Linked DNA regions of Homo sapiens: region 1 is linked to region 2. A link is a loop called in an ENCODE intact Hi-C map of the cell type or tissue named here. Cell type or tissue: CD4-positive, alpha-beta T cell. All regions are shown on one strand. Links, peaks and the distances in the headings refer to the core of each region. The heading gives the core; the rest is flanking DNA.

Region 1 (8,000 bases), core at 1-8,000, 190 kb before region 2:
CTTAAACGGGCGGGGGCCAATGCTAGGAGAATTTCACCTTGGGAATTTCTCATTGGGAAAGAATGGGGCCTAGGGCCACCGGGATTGGGCCTCTTTGGAGGGAAGGCTGGAAGTAGGACTGGTGGAGGGCGCGGAAAGGGCACGTCCAAACTTCTGTTAGGAAGAGAAGGGGCCTGAAGAGGGGGTTTTAATCCAGAGGCCGATTGGAAGGGGCGGGGCCTAACAGTTTTGGGGCGGTGTCTTACTGGGGGCATAGCCTAAAATGTGGACCGGGCTTCAGCTGCAGAGGGGGAATGGACTGCGGCTGGAAGGGAGGCTTGGCCGTGATCCTGACACAAGAAAATACATGGACACGGTGGCGGCTTATTTCCACTACAGAGATACGGTGAGAGGGTGTTCTTTCCCTCCGCCTAAGTCTGGGAAGCAGGGCGCCCCTCCTCAGTCCCCAAGGGAGCAGCCTCCAGCACCGCGTTGCAAGCGCTAGCGAAGGCGGGTGGGGGCAGGCTCACCGTCACAGGTGCCCTCGGGGCCCGCGTGGTACCCAGGATCGCAGTCCCGGACACAGCGGTAGGAGCCGGGAGAGTTCTCACAGCGCTGCGACCCGCACAGGGCTGGGCCTCGCTCGCGACATTCGTCCACGTCTGAGGAGAGAGGTCGGGTGGTCGGATGTGGGAAGCAGGGAGGCAAGATGGGGGATACAAAGAGGGGAGAGGAGAGTCAGAAGGGGGAGGCCGGGGAAGCAGAGGAGAGGGCAGGAGAAGATTGGGGTAGAGGAGAGTTGGGGAGGCTAGGAGAGGAGGCGGGGGAAAGAGGTAAGGGGAGGGGAGAAGCGGAGGAGGAAAGACAGAGGTGGGAGGCCAATCGGCGAGTCGGGGAGTCGAAGGGAGGAGGGATCAGGCCGGGGCGGGGCCTCTCACCGAGGCAGGAGGCGAGGTCCGGGCCAGCGCGGTGTCCCGGAGGACAGATGCACTCGAAGGAGCCGTCGGTGTTGGTACAGATGCCGCTCTGGCAAAGGTCCTCCTCGCTGCACTCGTCAACGTCTGCGGGACAGGGCGTCCGAAGGCCCGGCCCACCTCCCGCTCCGCCTAACATTCTAGGCCACACCCCTCCACCGCCCCTCGGCTCTCCTAGGCCTCTCACGCCTTCCCCAACCTGCCTCACGCTACTTCCCTCCCTGCAAACACCGCCCCCCGACGGGTTTAGAACAGCTTCTTTACAATCACGGTCCAAATACCCAGACTCGGCCCTTTCATCTCCACGCCCCGCCCCCCCTCACTGCCTCGAGACTCCCACCAGCTGCCCCCTGATCCTGCTGGAATACCCCGGCTAAAAACTCGTTTTCCCCTTTTCGCCCTCTTCTCCCCGTCCCGCCTTTTCCTGCCCTAAGCCCACCCTTTCCGGGGCCAGGATCAGCCCGGGTACGAACCGAGGCAAGAGGCTCCGCGGGGTCCGGGTCGGTAGCCAGGGGCACAAGTACAGGCAAAGGAGCCGTCAGTGTTGAGGCACTCGCCGTGAGGGAAGCAGAAATCGCCCTCCAGGCACTCGTTCACGTCTAGGGTACGCGGGAGATTGGGCGGAGTCACGGGACCCGGCCTCCCAGACAAGCTCCGCCCACATCGCAGTAACCCCGCCCCCACCAATGCCAGGTTTCTAAGCTCCTCCCACAGCGCCTTGGTCCCGCCTCCACCTTTCCAGCCGGCTTTGCCCTGGAACCCAGGCCCTACTCCCAGACTCTCTGGCGGGTCCCTATGCTGCTCACCTGCGCAGGGCCCGGGCCGACCCGACGGCGCCCGGTAGCCTGGCGCGCAGCTGCAGCGGAAGGAGCCTTCGGTGTTAGTGCAGTGGCCGTGGGGACCACAGGGAGGGGCACCCGAACTGCATTCGTCCACATCTGTGGGGGGTGGGGGTGTTCAGAAAGGGTCCAGTCTCGGGACACACCCGACCAATCCCCTTGGAGTAGGGTGTCTGGGGGAGGTGGTGGGAAGTCTCATGAGTTGGAGGCTGGGGGAGGGCTCTATGGCAGAGGTGGGTAGGGCTGACCAAGGTTCTCGGGTTCCGGGGACCATGGTTGCAAGTCCTGTGGGTCTAGGTTTCTAGGAACTACCTGTGCCAGGATTTTGGAGTCAGGAGAGGGATCAGACAGGGATCAGAAATCAACTAGGGCAAGGGACCAGTCAAGTATTATAAACTAGGATCATTGGATGGGATTCGGCTGAGCCATGGGTCAGAGTTAGTGACTGGAATCTGAATCCAGTTAGGATCAGAAGTTATAGTCAGGGTCCAGAATTCTGCCTCAAGTCAGGGGCCAGGGTCAGGGATTATGAACCCAACCAGGTTCCAGAGAAGGGATTCTGAGAAGAGGCAGGGGCTGTGAAAGAGATAGGACCAAGAGTCACACAGTCAAGGTTATGGTCAGTGCTATGGTTAGTGGTTATGATTAGGGTCAAATGTCACAGTCAAATTCAGGAGTTATAGGTCACATTCAGGGCCAGAGTCATGAGGGTCACAATTGCTATCAGGGTATGGGCAGGGACTATCATCAAGGGTGATGGTTAGGGTCAAATGTTACTGTCAAGTTGGGTCTCAGGAGTCACATTCAGGGTCAAGAGTTGTGGTCCAGGTCAGGGTCAGGAGTCACAGGCTCTGGGGACTGAGGGACTGAGGTCCAGGTCAGGAGGTTACGGCCAGGTCATAGTTGTGATCTGGGTCAAGGGTCGGGGGTCATGATGCAGGCCCAAGGTCACAGCCAGGGCCTGGTCTCACCAGTGCATCTGCCACGGTGCAGGTGGTGGCCAGAAGGACAGGTCCTGCACTGGAAGGAGCCGGGCGAGTTCACACACTCCTGCCCAGGGCATGCGAGGTGGTTCTCACACTCATCCACATCTGGGGGGCAGGGGAGAGGGTGGCCTTGAAGAAGTGGTCCAACTCCCCCCTCACCCATCCACACTCCTCCCTCCCTCCCCGGCCTCACCCTCGCACTCGGAGCCAGCAGTGTTGGGTTGGAAGCCCATGGGGCAGACACACTGGAAGCTGCCTTCTGTGTTCTCACACCGGCCGTAGGTGCAGGGTGGGGGGCTTCGGGCACACTCATCCACATCTGGGGCAGAGGGGACCAATGAGGCTGAGGAAGGGGCCTGAATCCATTCCCATGGCCATCACCACCCACCCCAGCATTCCAGTCTTGAGCCTGCCTTCTGGACTTGCCTCAGGCTGCTCCCTCTTCCCAGGAAGACAGACACCTTCCTCGTGTCCCCATTCAATGGTCTCTCCAGCTACTAAGGTGGGGGCTAAGGCACCAACTCCATGTTGCCTGCCCTGCCTCAGGTGACCCCCTCCTCAGGGTTCCCATAAGCACAAGAGTATCTTTCAAAAAGGGAGGAGGGGTGGGGAGGACTGCCTTATTTTGTTGAAAGGAGAGAAGACTCTGGAGTGAGGTCCCCATCCCTCAGCCCCTGTTCTCCATCCCTGAGCCCCATCACTCTGCCTCTCTGCCCCTCAATAATCTCTCTCCAGTCTCCACAGCAAACAGTGATGGAGTAGGGCTGGGCTCAGCACCCTCACCTTGGCAGGGGGCCCCGGGCCCTCGGGAGCGGAAGCCAGCAGGGCAGGCACAGTGAAAGGAGCCTGCCGTGTTGTCACAGCGGCCGGGCCCACAGGGCGGCGGCTCCTGGGCACACTCATCCACATCCTCTTCACACGCCGAGCCCCGGAAGCCAGCCGGGCAAACACAGCGGAAAGAGCCAGGCAGGTTCTTGCAGGCCCCTCGGCCACACAGGCCTGGGCTCTGGGTGCATTCATCCACATCTGCACAGGGCAGGGGGCCCGGGGTCACTTGTTCCCCTCTGCCTCCCTGACCTCTGTCACTTTGGCTTTCCACCCTCCAACATTCTGTCCCCGTGACCCCATCTCTATTCCTCCTTGTCACCATCATCTGACTCTGCATCCTCCACCAATCCCTACTAAGCTGCCTGGCTGGTTCTGTCTCTGTAGTCCCCATGAGAAGGCCTCCTTCTCCCCTTTCCTCCATAACTCTGCTCCCCTTACCCGATTACTGACATCTCCATCCCTCCTCATTCTGCTTCTCCATCTTTCATGACTCAGCCTTTCTGTTTCCCATCACTTGGCCTCTGCATCCCAGGTCTCTCTCTACTGCCATCAGGCCACACGTCTGCTCGAGAGCCTGGCCTCTGTCTCCAAATCAACTCGCTTTGCCCTATTGTTCAGTCTCTCTGGCCCTCATCACTGCGCTCTACCCAACCGCTCACACCCCTTCCCAGCTGCCCCTCCCAGGCCCTCACCCTGGCAGCTGGCTCCGTGCGGTGCAGCCTGGTACCCGGCGGGGCACACGCACAGGAAGCTGCCTGGCGTGTTCTCGCAGCGCCCGAGGTCACACGGCGGCGGCACGCGGTGGCACTCGTCCACATCTGTAGGCACAGACCAGGCGGCTGGGACTGGGGCAGACAGCCCCGGGAGAAGCGACGCAAGGAGGCAGGGGTAGAGGGAAGCGGGAGCGGGACCAAGCTTGGGCCAGAGCCAGGATGGGGACCCGGCCAGGACAGCCGGAGAGGGGCACAGTGAGAGAGGCAATTGTGGAGGGCAGGGTTTGGTAGCGCAAGGGCAGAAAGGAGAGCTTTGGGGACCAAGCTAAGGGAAGGTGGGGTAGGGGCTAGAGAAGAAAGGAGCAGTTTGGGGATAGGGCTCTGGTGTGGCAGGGTTGGAATCGGGGTCGCGGTCAGGAGATTGGTTGCCGCAGTTGCAGGACAGTGGCGGGGCCTGGGGGAGGGAGTTAGTCAGGGAGGGGCGTGGCCAATAAGGGCGGGGCCTGGGCGTGGGGGCGGAGCAATACGAGTTGCGACCAGGCCCCGATAGAAACTGGCAGTTTGGGAGCTGGGTAGGGGTGGGGTCAAAGGGAGGCTGGAGCTGGGTGGAGGCGGGTCAGGGAAGGGCAGGGCCAAGGGCCAGGGCAGAGCAGTCCTGGGGCGGGACCCGAGAGGGGAAGCGTGGGAGGGCTGGAGAGGCTCTGGAGTGAGAGCAGGAGCGAGACCCTGGGGTGGGCCTGGAGCCGGGTGGGGCAAATTTCTCACCCAGGCATTCCGCAGCCCGTGGGCCGGCTCGGAAGCCCGGGCCGCACACGCAGCGGAAGCTGCCTGGTGAGTTCTCGCAGCGCCCGGGAGCACAGGGCGGGGGCACGCGGCGACATTCGTCCACATCTGAGGACACGGAGGGGGCTGGTGACAAGGTGACCAGGCAAAGCCCCCCGCCCCGCCTCCTTCCGCGCCCTCCGTCTTGCTCACCAATGCATCGGGTGCCCTGGGGGCTGAGCCGGAAGCCAGAGTCGCAAGCGCAGGTGTAGCCGCTGGGCCGGGAAATGCAGCGTCCTGGGCCGCAGACCTGGGGGTTGCGCTGACACATGCCGGAGGAGGGACCTGGGGGGTCCAGTCAGCCAGGGTTCCCCCATCTCTGAATCCTCCGTTCCTTTCATCCCAGTAAAACCCCCACCCCCGGAGACATCCATAAAACACCTTCATGGATGTCTCCTCCCCAAGCAAGCCCAGTCTTCTTCTGATCTCCATCTTTTTTATCCTGGAACGTTCTCATCAGATCCTTGGCCGAATCCCCTCATCATGCCACCCCAAGGTCTCTGGCTTTGAATAGTTTGCTCTCCAACCCTCCGCCTGAGATACATTCTTAGTGCCCTACCTGAGAAATAATTATCTAATATTAGATAATGAAAAATAATTATCTACCATAAGTATTTATCTGAGCACTTACTAGGTGTCAGACACTTCAGAGGCATCTCAACAACCATCCCCATTTTACCAATGAGAAAACTGAGTCTCAGAGGTTAAATGGCTTGCTCGATTGACACAGAAGAGCCCAACTGTGACTCCAGCTCCTGATCTAACTACCACCCAACCCTTCAAACGCTTATCTCTGCCCATACCATTCCTATTTGCTGTAACCTGGAATCTTCACCTTGGAGTCTTTTACCCCAGAATCCCACCTGTAATACCCCCATCAATGCCCTGAATTCTTTTTTTTTTTTTTTTTTTGAGATGGAGTGTCGCTCAAGCTGGAGTGCAATGGCACGATCTCAGCTCACTGCAACCTCTGCCTCCTGGGTTCAAGTGATTCTCCTGCCTCAGCCTCCCAAGTAGCTGGGATTACAGGCATCTGCCACCACGCCCAGTTAATTTTTGTAGTTTTAGTAGAGACAGGGTTTCGCCATGTTGGCCAGGCTGGTCTCGAACTCCTGACCTGGTGATCCACCCTCCTCAGCCTCCCAAAATGCTGGGATTACAGGCGTGAGCCACTGCTGCAGGCCCAATGCCCTCAGTTCTTTCTAGCAAACCTGATTCAGGAATCTCAGGACCAGTCCAGGCAGGGATGCTGGGCAAGGGAAGCTCAGGGCCGGGCCGGGGATCGGGCCGGGGTTCAGGCCGGGGCTCCAGGCGATGGGTGGGCAGAAAGCCTGATAAAGAAGGGGTATCAACGAGTGGAGCCCAAATCCTCTCTTGCCTCCTTTCACTATGGGGCTGGGGCAGCCCCTTGAAGATGGCACCCACTTCTGCCAGAGCCAGCTCACCTGCAGATGGCCGAGAGGTGGCTGGCAGGGTACGAGGCTGGCTGAGTGACACTCGGGGTGGCTCCTGGCCCAGGGGTCTGGTGTTGTAGCGGAGGTCGGAGGCCGAGTAGTGGTAACCAGGACCAGCCGGGCAGATCTCCCGGAAACCCTCTGGGAATAGGTAAGAGAGACAGAGAGAGGACAAGAGAGCGGGAAGAAAACGATGGCCAGCCCAGACTCTGGCCTTGGCTAGGGGCAGGGCTTGGCTGGAGAGTGTCAGGGGTTTGAGCTGGAGGCTGGGATGGGGTGGTGTCCTGGCCAAAGAGTAGAATGTCTTAGAGGCTACAGGTGGGGCCAAGAGCGTTTTCCCACATTTGGGATGGTGGTAGGAACAGGGTTGAGGGCAGGGTCCGGTTGGGTCTACAGGGACAGAGTTGGAGGCTAGGAAATAGCTCCCTTGTGAGATTTAGTTTTAAGCAGAAGATAGAATGCCAGGGAGGTGTCTCAGGGAGGGGCATGCCTGGGGTGGGGCTAAGCTGAAGGCAGTGTCTCAGAAGCCAAGGACTTGGTCAAAGTTCAGGGACAGGGTGGGACTGGGCGTTGACGCTCAGGAGACAAAAACTAACTTGGGAGCTCCGGGGTAGCTGTGGCTACGAATGGAGGGGTGGCTGTGGCTACAGATGGAGGTGGAGCCATGGATGCTGTCCAGTCTGAGGCCTGCGGGTCTCAGAGGCTGCTGCGTGGCCAAGGCTGGAGCCCAGCCAGTCAGGTTGGGGCAGTGAACTCAGGGTTGGAGGGTGGGGCGTAGAATGAGCGCCACATGTGTTGCGCGTAGGGCTAGGCACTGCCGCAGGGGCTCACCTGAGCCGAAGGGTGGGCAGAGCTGGCAGCCCCGGCCCCAGGCCTTGCCTACGCGGCTGCAGCAGCAGATCTGTTTAGTGATGTTCCGCAGAATGGGCAGCGAACAGCCGCCGTCGCGGAGCACGCGGAAGCAGGGCCCTTTGGCCTCTGAGATCACGTGTTGGGCTGCGAGGAGCAGGGAGGAAATCCTTCAGGGCGGGGCTGGGAATGCTGTAGCACTGAGGGATTTGGGAGAGAGGGGAATGGTTCTGGGGTTGGGGGTGGGGGGTTGGTGGGTGCGAGGGGCATTTGGGAGAGGTCTGAGAGGGTCTGAAGGAGAGCAGTGGGCTCTGGAGGTCTGAGAAGGGCTTGGAGCCTCAATGGGGTGTCAGTGGTGAATGAGAGACTCTGAGAAGGATCTCAAGATCTGAAGATAGTCGAGTCGTTGAGGGGGACGAGAGGATTTGGGGGTCTGAGAAGGATTCCAGAAAGTCTGGGAGAGCTGGGCGCAGTGGCTTACGCCTGTAATCCCAGCACTTTGGGAGGCTGAGGTGGGCAGATCACTTGAAGCCAGGGGTTTGAGGCCAGCCTGGCC
Region 2 (8,988 bases), core at 466-8,465:
AATGAAGGGGCCTGGGAACAGAAGGGCTACCAGCGGCCGGGTCCTTCACAGAGTTCGATCCCTGGGTCCGACAGGTGCCCGCCGGGGCTGCCCGGGATCGAGACGCACGGACCTCTACGTGCTGTCTGCCCCGGCCGGGCCGGGTGAATCACGCCGCAGTCCGAGAAGGGGGCGGAGGCGCCGGCTTCTTGGCTCCGGCTGCGTGACTCACCCGCCCCCGCCGCCGCCGCTTCGGGAGGAGCCGCCTCCACTGCCGGAAGCGAGCGGAGGCCGGGCGCAGAGAACAGCCCGCCAGGGGTCCCGGCTCGCACGGCGCCGGGAGGCCGGCAGGAATCACAGCCGGGAATCGGGGCAGTAGAAGGGGTCCTGGGGTCAGAGGGGCCAGAATCCCCGGGGGAAAGCCGGCCTGGGCACCGCTAGGGGGCGCCGGGACCCGGGGGCGGAGTCGGGGGTGGGGGCGGAATTCCTGCGGTTCCGGACTCCCCGGACTGCGGGGAAGGGGACGAAGACCCTGTTTTGAGTAGTGTGGTGGGCCATTCTTAAAATCTTGCTAGGCAGGGTTCCGAAACTGGACTCTACAGTCTTCCTGGCCCAAAAAAGTAGGTAGCGCCAGGAGTCCAAAACTCCAGCCCTACCCCCGCCACTCCAAGAACAGTGGACCCTCAAACTTATCTCAGTGACTGAACCCGGTGCCGATCACGATTTCCCGACAAGCCCTGTCTATTCTGCCTCCCAAATAAGTCCTGACTCGACCGACTTCCTTCCATGCCACTACCAGCTCCTACTCCAGGCCATCACCATCGTCCGTCCCAAACGAGTACAGCCTACCAGTGGGTCTCAGATCCCCCCTCTTTTTGCCCCCCACAGTCTTCCTCGAAGCAGCCATGGGGGGGATCTTCCGGAAACCTAATCAGCTCACAGCACCATTCCCTCCCTGCTCAAATTCCTTTAATGACTGCCCACCACACTCAGGATAAAATCCAAACTCCCTACTTCTGCATATGTGGCTTTCTGTGACCTGGCTTGTGCCCGTTCCCCTAGCTGCTCCCCAATCTGGTCTCCTACCATGTCACTCTCTGTGTGCCACCCATGCTGGTCTCTTTCCAGTTCAAGCCCATCCAGCCTCTGGGCTTTTCTCTGCCTTTTTTTGTTGTTCCCTCCTCCCGGAATGCTTTTCCCAGGGTCTCCCATGGCTGACTTCTCTGGCCTGAGGGCTCCATTCAAATGTCACCTCCTTACAGGAGCCTTCTCTGATGATCTAAAAGGTCTCTAGGAACTTTTAGTGTCTTCCTGTAATTCTCTGTACATTTCCTGTGTTTCCTTATTTATTTACTGTTTGAAACATAGTCATAGTAGACAATAAATATTAAACTACGTGAAACTAGTTTAGTATTTATAATATTATAACTTATTTAGATATAATTATGTTATTATAATAAAATATGTGAAACAGCTGCTTTTGTAGGGGAAAAAGTTGAATATTGGCCATTCCACATGGTTCACTGAAGAAATAATAATGTTATCATTAAGTGTACTTATTGGCAGGGTGAGGCAGCTCACACTTGTAATCTCAGTACTTTGGGAGGCTGAGGAAGGAGGATGGCTTGAGGCAAGGAGTTTGAGACCACCCTGGGCAACATAGTGAGACCATGTCTCTACAAAAAAATAAAAGGGAAAAAAAAAAGTACTTATTGACTGAGGGGGGAGGATCGCTTCAGGCCAGGAGTTTGAGACCAGCCTGGGCAATATAGTGAGACCCCATCTTTATTTTTTCAGATAAAAAAGTCTATAAATATACTTAAATATAAAATTTAAAATTTAAGAAGTCTATAGGCCAGGCGCGGTGGCTCACGCATGTAATCCCAGCACTTTGTGAGGCAGAGGTGGGCGGATCACTTGAGGTCCAGGAGGTCGAGACCAGCCTGGCCAACATGGTGAAACCATGCTTCTTCTAAAAATATAAAAATTAGCCGGGTGTGGTGGCATGTGCCTGTAATCCTAGCTTTTGGGGAGGCTGAGGCACGAGAATCATTTGAACCTGTGAGGCAGAGGTTGCAATGAGCTGAGATCACGGCATTACACTCCAGCCTGGGCAACAGAGCGAGACTCCATCTCAAAAAAAATCTATAAATATACATATACAGTTAAATAAAAATTGTCTATATCTTTAAAGTTCCCTAAGAAAAGCTAGGCACAGAGAGGTTAAGTGACTTCCCCAAGATCCTACCTGCAGCAACTGTCAGATCCAGGCTTTGAACTTAACATTTGTTTTCTATAACTGACTATAACTCCATAACTCCCTGCCCTCTGCAGATGCTGAGCAAGGGTCTGAAGCGGAAACGGGAGGAGGAGGAGGAGAAGGAACCTCTGGCAGTCGACTCCTGGTGGCTAGATCCTGGCCACACAGCGGTGGCACAGGCACCCCCGGCCGTGGCCTCTAGCTCCCTCTTTGACCTCTCAGTGCTCAAGCTCCACCACAGCCTGCAGCAGAGTGAGCCGGACCTGCGGCACCTGGTGCTGGTCGTGAACACTCTGCGGCGCATCCAGGCGTCCATGGCACCCGCGGCTGCCCTGCCACCTGTGCCTAGCCCACCTGCAGCCCCCAGTGTGGCTGACAACTTACTGGCAAGCTCGGACGCTGCCCTTTCAGCCTCCATGGCCAGCCTCCTGGAGGACCTCAGCCACATTGAGGGCCTGAGTCAGGCTCCCCAACCCTTGGCAGACGAGGGGCCACCAGGCCGTAGCATCGGGGGAGCAGCGCCCAGCCTGGGTGCCTTGGACCTGCTGGGCCCAGCCACTGGCTGTCTACTGGACGATGGGCTTGAGGGCCTGTTTGAGGATATTGACACCTCTATGTATGACAATGAACTTTGGGCACCAGCCTCTGAGGGCCTCAAACCAGGCCCTGAGGATGGGCCGGGCAAGGAGGAAGCTCCGGAGCTGGACGAGGCCGAATTGGACTACCTCATGGATGTGCTGGTGGGCACACAGGCACTGGAGCGACCGCCGGGGCCAGGGCGCTGAGCCCTCGTGCTGGAATGGTTGTCTGGTATCTGAACTGAGCCTGCTGGCTGGACCAACTGTCCTCGAAAAGACACAGCTGGCTTCCCTAGTACAGAGAACAGGGCTTGGGCCACTTTGGAGAGACAGAATCTAGTCCTGGGCAACTTCACATCCGTCCTCCTGTCTCAGGGCTGGCAGGGGGAGCCTGGAATTACCCCCTAGTGATGGAATGACAGGGTCTGGTGGGGACTGAATTCCCTGGCCCTGGGGTCATAGCTTGGGCTGTTCCTTCTCTGATACGGGAAGAGACCCCAATCAGATTTTTCAAATTAAAGCCAGTCCTGGGAAATCTCAAATCCGTGTGCTGCTTTGTCTCTGGGCAAATGTGAAGGCGAGATAAAAACATCAAACATTTTATTGGGCGTAGGCTGTGTACGAGGCACAGTTTCTAAGCACGTCACTGTGTTAACTCATTTAATCCTATAACAGCCCTACAAGATCGGTAGTATTATCATCCCTATTTTACAGGTGAGAAAACCAAGGTTCCAAGATTATCACTTGAGGTGGGTTTTAAATTATGAACTTTTTTTTTTTTTTTTTTGAGATAGGGTCTCGCTCTGTCACCCAGGTTGAAGTACAGTGGTCTGATCATGGCTCACTACAGCCTCAAACTCCTGGGCTCAAGCGATCCTCCTACCAGGCCACTTTTTTTTTTTCTTTCTTTTTTTTTTAAGACAGATTCTTACTCTGTCGCCCAGGCTGGAGTGCAGTGGCGTGACTTCGGCTCACTGCAACCTCCACCTCCCAGGTTCAAACGATTCTCCTGCCTCGGCCTCCCAATTAGCTGGGACCGACTAATTTTTTATATTTTTTGTAGAGACAGGGTTTCACCGTGTTAGCCAGGATGGTCTTCATCTTCTGACCTCGTGATCTGCCTGCCTCAGCCTCCCAAAGTGCTGGGATTACAGGCGTGAGCCACTGTGCCTGGCCTTTTTTTTTTTTTCTTAAATTTTATTTCTTTTCTTTGCTAGCAGGAAGTCAAGGCAACTTTTTAAAAATGAAAGCAAGTCCTCGCCTGGAGTCTACCTGTATTTATTGAGGAGCGAAGGGGAGATTGCTTTCAGAATGGTCCCGAAATAAAAACACAAAACCTGGACCCTGGACAGATCCTCTCCAAGGAGCCCTGAGAGTCGGCTCTCCAGGAAAATGGGGGAGGAAAGGGGGACAACAGCCCATTTTTAAAAATAAAATTCACTCCTGGTCTTAAATCTCTGGGCAAAGGATAGGGACGCTTGGAGCTGTGTCTGAAATAAAGCCACTAGGCTTGGTAGCTGGACTGCAGAGAGGGAGCTCAGGGCAGGCAGCTGTGCCTTCCTTCTAGAAGAAACCCAGACCCGGACGAGCTGGGGCCACCTGCCCGTGTGCTGGGCCTGGCTGGAGCGCCGGGTGTCAGCGGCCGCCCCCGCGGTCCAGCCGCATTCCAGGCCTGGCTGGGAGGGGCCGCACACTCAGCGGCCTGGCACGGGACCCAGGCTGCGTCCTTCCTGACGGCCGCAGGGACAGGGCGGAGCCTGAGGGGGGGTGCACGGAGGGGAGGGAGTGTCACCGTGAAAACTGCGGGTGCGCATGGAGAGAGGCGCAGGGGGCTGGACGGTGACCCGAGGGGCCAGCGGGGCCTTGAGTGAGGGAAACGCCGCCATCGTGGGGTCCCAGAGCCTCGCTTCTGGCCAGAAGCCTCGGGGAGGCAGAGGCAGGAGTGGAGCTGGGCCAGATGGGGAGCCTGGGTCGGCCCCAGGGGCCGGGAAGGGGCGGGCAGAGTGGCGCTTCCTGGAGGAGCAGAGGAAGTTGTGCCCATTTCTGGAAGTGGATGAGGCGGGCCGCGGAAGCGGGTGAAAATGGCCTGCGGGGAGCTGTCGTCCAGGCTGAGGGTCTTCCAGGCGCCTGACTCCAACCCCGAGTGACTCCAGCCCCGGGCAAATGGGACTCGGACTGCTTTGCCGCAGACTCAAAACTTGGGCGCCTGGGCTGAGCTCAGCACCGCCCCCTGGTGCCCAGTCGGGCTCTGCGGTGCCGCCGTCTTGGGTTCCCCGGACATCTGTCCAGTGGTCGAGGGATCATGAACGCCCTCTGTTTACAACACTCTGCGGGCCTGTTTCTTTCTTTTCTTTTTCTTTTTTTTTTTTTTTTAGAGACGGGGTCTCGCTTTGTCGCCCAGGCTGGAGAGTGCAGTGGCGCGATCATAGCTCACTATAGCCTCGAATTCCTGGGCTTCAGCAATCCTCCCGCGTCAGCCTCCCAATTAGCTGGGGTTACAGGTGCACGCCACCACGCCCAACTGATTTTATTTTTATTCTTATTTTTATTTATTTATTTATTTATTATTTTTTGAGATGGATTCTCGCTCTGTCGCCCAGGCTGGAGTGCAATGGTGCAATCTCGGCTCACTGCAGCCCCTGCCTCCTGGGTTCAAGCAATTCTGCCTCAGCCTCCCGAGTAGCTGGGATTACAGGCGCCTGCCACCATGCCCGGCTAATTTTTTGTATTTTTAGTAGAGACAGAGTTTCACCATGTTCGCCAGGCTAGTCTTGAACTCCTGATATCAAGTGATCCGCCCTGCCTCAGCCTCCCAAAGTGCTGGGATTACAGGCGTGAGCCACCATGCCCGGCCGATTTTTTAAATTTTTTGTAGAGACAGTGTTGCCCTATGTTGTCCAGGCTGGTCTCGAACCCCCAGGCTCAAGCAATCCTTCCACCTCAGCCTCCCAAAGTGCTGGGATTCCCGTGGGCCTGTTTCTTATTCTTTCCTTTCCCCGCTTTTTCAAAGAGATTGGGTCTCACTGTGTTGTCCAGGCTGGAGAGCACTGTCTGTACAGAGGAGTGATCATAGTGCTGTACAGCCTTGAACTCCTAGGCTCAAAGGATCCTCTGGCTTCAGCCCTCAGAGTGGCTGGGACTATAGGCACAAACCACTGTGCCCAGCTAAGGACCTGTTTCTGATGTCTCCGAGGCCCAATATGGGGTGAGCTGATCCTTCCGTCTGCCCCTGTGCCTGCTTTGCCACTGATGGCCCCTCTCCCCAGAGCCTCTAGGTACAGTTGCATAGGTTGTGCACTGCATATAGGCTCCGTATGTAAGGGGCTGCCACTGGTGTTCCAGGTACCCTGCATTTACATATTTATTACAAGTTTCCCAGCAGATGGAGGTCAAGTACCTCCAGGAAGGGGCATGTCTTTTACACAAAAGCACCATATGGGCTACATCAGCCCTGGTCCCGTCTGCCCGGTGCCCTCAGGTTTATGAATGGCTCATGTGTGAGGACCTGCCCCTCTCTCCCCATGTGTCACCCCCAGATGGGTTGTGCAGGCTCCCTGGCTCTGGTGTGCTGCTCCACCCTCAGGCTCAACCCCAGGAGGCCACACCACCTTGGCCAGCAGACTCCAGGGCCCACACCATTCCTAGCTGAGCCGCCAGCCCTGGCACAACTGCCACCTTTCACAGAGCCTCTGTGTATGCTCGCCATGACGCCCCCTAGGCCAGCTTTCCTCCATGGCATTCACAGACCACCCCCAAAACACACACACACACACACACACACACACACACTCTCTCTCTCTCTCTCACACCTGGAAGAGCTGTGACCAGCTATCTTGTCTCTTTTTCCTCCCTCCCTTCTTCCTGTCCTTCATTCAGCAAAAATTTATGAGCACACACCTACTGTGTGCCTATCCCTATGTAAAGGGTAAATCTGACCACATCTCTCCCCTGCCCCTGGGCCCTTATTACCCCACTTCTCTGGGGTCTGAATTCTGTACTTTCCAAGGCTCACCTTCTACCTCTGTCCCTATTCATTAGACACTTATTGAGTGGCCGGGCATGGTGGTTCACGCCTGTAATCCCAGCATTTTGGGAGGCCGAGGCAGGTGGATCACAAGGTCAAGAGATTGAGACCATCCTGGCCAACATGGTGAAACCCCATTTCTACTAAAAATACAAAAATTATCTGGGCAAGGTGGCGGGCCTGTAATCCCAGCTACTCAGGAGGCTGAGGCAGGAGAATCACTTGAACCCGGGAGGCGGAGGTTGCAGTGAGCCGAGATTGTGCTGCTGCACTCCAGCCTGGCGACAGAGCGAGACTCCATCTCAAAAAAACCAAACCAAACAAAATTAAAAAACACTTATTGAGCACCTATGGTATGCAGTCCCGGCACACTTTAGAAATCTAACAGAGATATTATTGAAGCAGTAAGCTGGAGAGAAGAGACTGTTCCTGAAAGCCAGACTGCCTGGGTTTGAACCCCAGCTTTGGCCAGATGCGACGGCTCACGCCTGTAGTCCCAGCTACTCAGGAGGTTGAGGTGAGAAGATCACTTGAGGCCAGGAGTTTGAGGCTGCAATGAGCCATGATTGCACCACTGCACTCCAGCCTGGGTGACAGAACAAGACCCTGTCAGAAAGAAAGAAGGAAGGACGGAAGGAAGGAAGGCAGGAGGGAAGGAAGGAGGGAGGGAAGGAAGGGAGAGAGAGGAAGGAAGGAAGAAAGAAAGGAAAGAGAGAGAAGAAAAAAGGAAGGAAGGGAAAGAAAGAAAGGAAGAAAGAAAAGAAAGAAAGGAAGAAAGAAAGAAAAGAAAGGAAGAAAGAAAAGAAAAGAAAAGAAAAGAAAAGAAAAAAGAGTTACCGCTCTGTGGCTGTGTGACTCTAGGCAAGGTACTTAACTTCTCTGAGCCTCGGGGTCCTCACCTGTAAACTGGAACAGTAACAGTATCTGCCCCAAAGAACTATTGTTCTGGTGGGCAAGGAAACAGCAAGGGTCACTGAGAGAGAGACCCTACAACATTTTCAGGGATCTCTAAGCTGCTGGGTTTGGCTGGAAGGAGGAGGAAAGCAGTAAGGTAAATGACAAGACTGGAAGGGTCCGCAGGGGCCAGGGCATATAGGACCCTGGATGGGGGACTTAACTCTGAAGATGCTGGGGAGTCATGAAGTAAAAGGATCCCTTCACTAGGTGGGTGGCATCGTCGGGGAGGTGACACTGGAGGCCAGGAGCCCAGGATCCCAGGGGTGGAGAATCTGGGGAGGGACGGAGCAGCTGTTGGGAGGGAAGAGGCACTCAGGAGGCCCAGCAGACAGGCTGTGGGACTGACAAGGCCTGGAGGAGGGGTCTCAGACCAGGCTCAGGGCTCTAATCAGGGGACTGGGAGACACTGGGGCCATCCCTGAGATGGCAACTGGGGAGAGAAGCAAGTCTGGGGTTGGGGCTGAGGCCAAGGAGGGACCCAGGGGGTGCAAGAGGCTGGGGAGACACCCAGGGGAAGGCATGGAGCTGCCCGGGCCCTGGGCCGGGAGCTCAGGAGAGAGGACTGGGGTGTGGGGGTGGGCGTGAACGGTGGGATCGAGGGAGACACCAGTGTCCCTTGGCTGGACTGGGTGGGGCGGAGTGGCTAGGCCACGCAGGGCAGGCCAAGGCTCCTGCTTGGCTCAGACTGAGTCTGGAGAGGGTGGTCCCTGAGAAGAAGCGTCCACCTCCTTCCCTAGCCTCACAGGATGTCCTGTGTTTACTGCGGTGGCCACAGCCGGAACCAGGACACTGGGGCCACCCCCAACTTAGCTTCCCGTGGCCACACCCCCTTGGGTGAGGGAAAGCATGACAGAGAGAGAGGGAGAGAGAAACGCACAGACAGAATGAGACAGAAAGAAACTAGGAAAGAGAGACAAAGAATAAGGACAGAGAGAAACAGAAGAACAGAGAGACACAAAGATAGAGACACACAGAGAGACACACCATTCGTGATAAGAATTCACAACAGTCCAGGTGTGGTGACTCATGCCTGTAACCGCAACAGTTTGAGAGGCCAAGGCGGGTGGATTACCTGAGGTCAGGAGTTCAAGACCAGCCTGGCCAACATGGCGAAACCCCCATCTCTGCTAAAAATACAAAATTATTGCTTCTTGGCCTTTTGGCTAAGATCAAGTGTAAAATACAAAAAT

What was found. A loop is a pair of places that touch in the nucleus more often than their neighbours do. Peaks named below come from ENCODE experiments on the same cell type or tissue, not always from the same donor. Only the 100,000 strongest peaks of a DNase experiment are listed, where the experiment ranks them.
Region 1: a loop joins it to region 2, with 2.6 times the contacts of the local background. A loop is called at or near these places in 17 of 110 quality-filtered maps.

The regions. Positions count from the first base shown.
Region 1 is chr19:40,606,956-40,614,955 of GRCh38, reverse strand. LTBP4 (latent transforming growth factor beta binding protein 4) reads right to left here. Exons shown (of 30, transcript NM_001042545.2): 7 at 7,427-7,591; 8 at 6,587-6,736; 9 at 6,353-6,472; 10 at 5,295-5,426; 11 at 5,085-5,210; 12 at 4,299-4,424; 13 at 3,562-3,804; 14 at 2,972-3,097; 15 at 2,764-2,883; 16 at 1,760-1,891; 17 at 1,427-1,552; 18 at 918-1,040; 19 at 510-641. Among named protein-coding and RNA genes, the nearest start is that of LTBP4, 9.6 kb to the right of the region's middle. RefSeq lists enhancers at 3-282, 504-1,051, 4,553-4,632 and a silencer at 4,773-5,102. In CD4-positive, alpha-beta T cell, for the core only: no CTCF peak of the experiment used is centred there; DNase peaks (open chromatin) are centred at 895, 1,125, 4,355, 4,885 and 7 weaker places; H3K4me3 peaks cover 4,531 bases; H3K27ac peaks cover 5,201 bases.
Region 2 is chr19:40,416,872-40,425,859 of GRCh38, reverse strand. It overlaps SERTAD1 (SERTA domain containing 1), which reads left to right. Exons shown (of 2, transcript NM_013376.4): 2 at 2,314-4,271. The coding sequence starts at 2,314. The coding sequence ends at 3,024. Among named protein-coding and RNA genes, the nearest start is that of SERTAD1, 4.6 kb to the left of the region's middle. RefSeq lists silencers at 411-500, 4,502-4,591 and enhancers at 543-1,345, 4,882-5,001, 4,667-5,167. In CD4-positive, alpha-beta T cell, for the core only: CTCF peaks have their summits at 4,857 and 5,058 (motif pointing left); DNase peaks (open chromatin) are centred at 779, 3,421, 4,559, 4,909 and 1 weaker place; H3K4me3 peaks cover 2,482 bases; H3K27ac peaks cover 2,446 bases.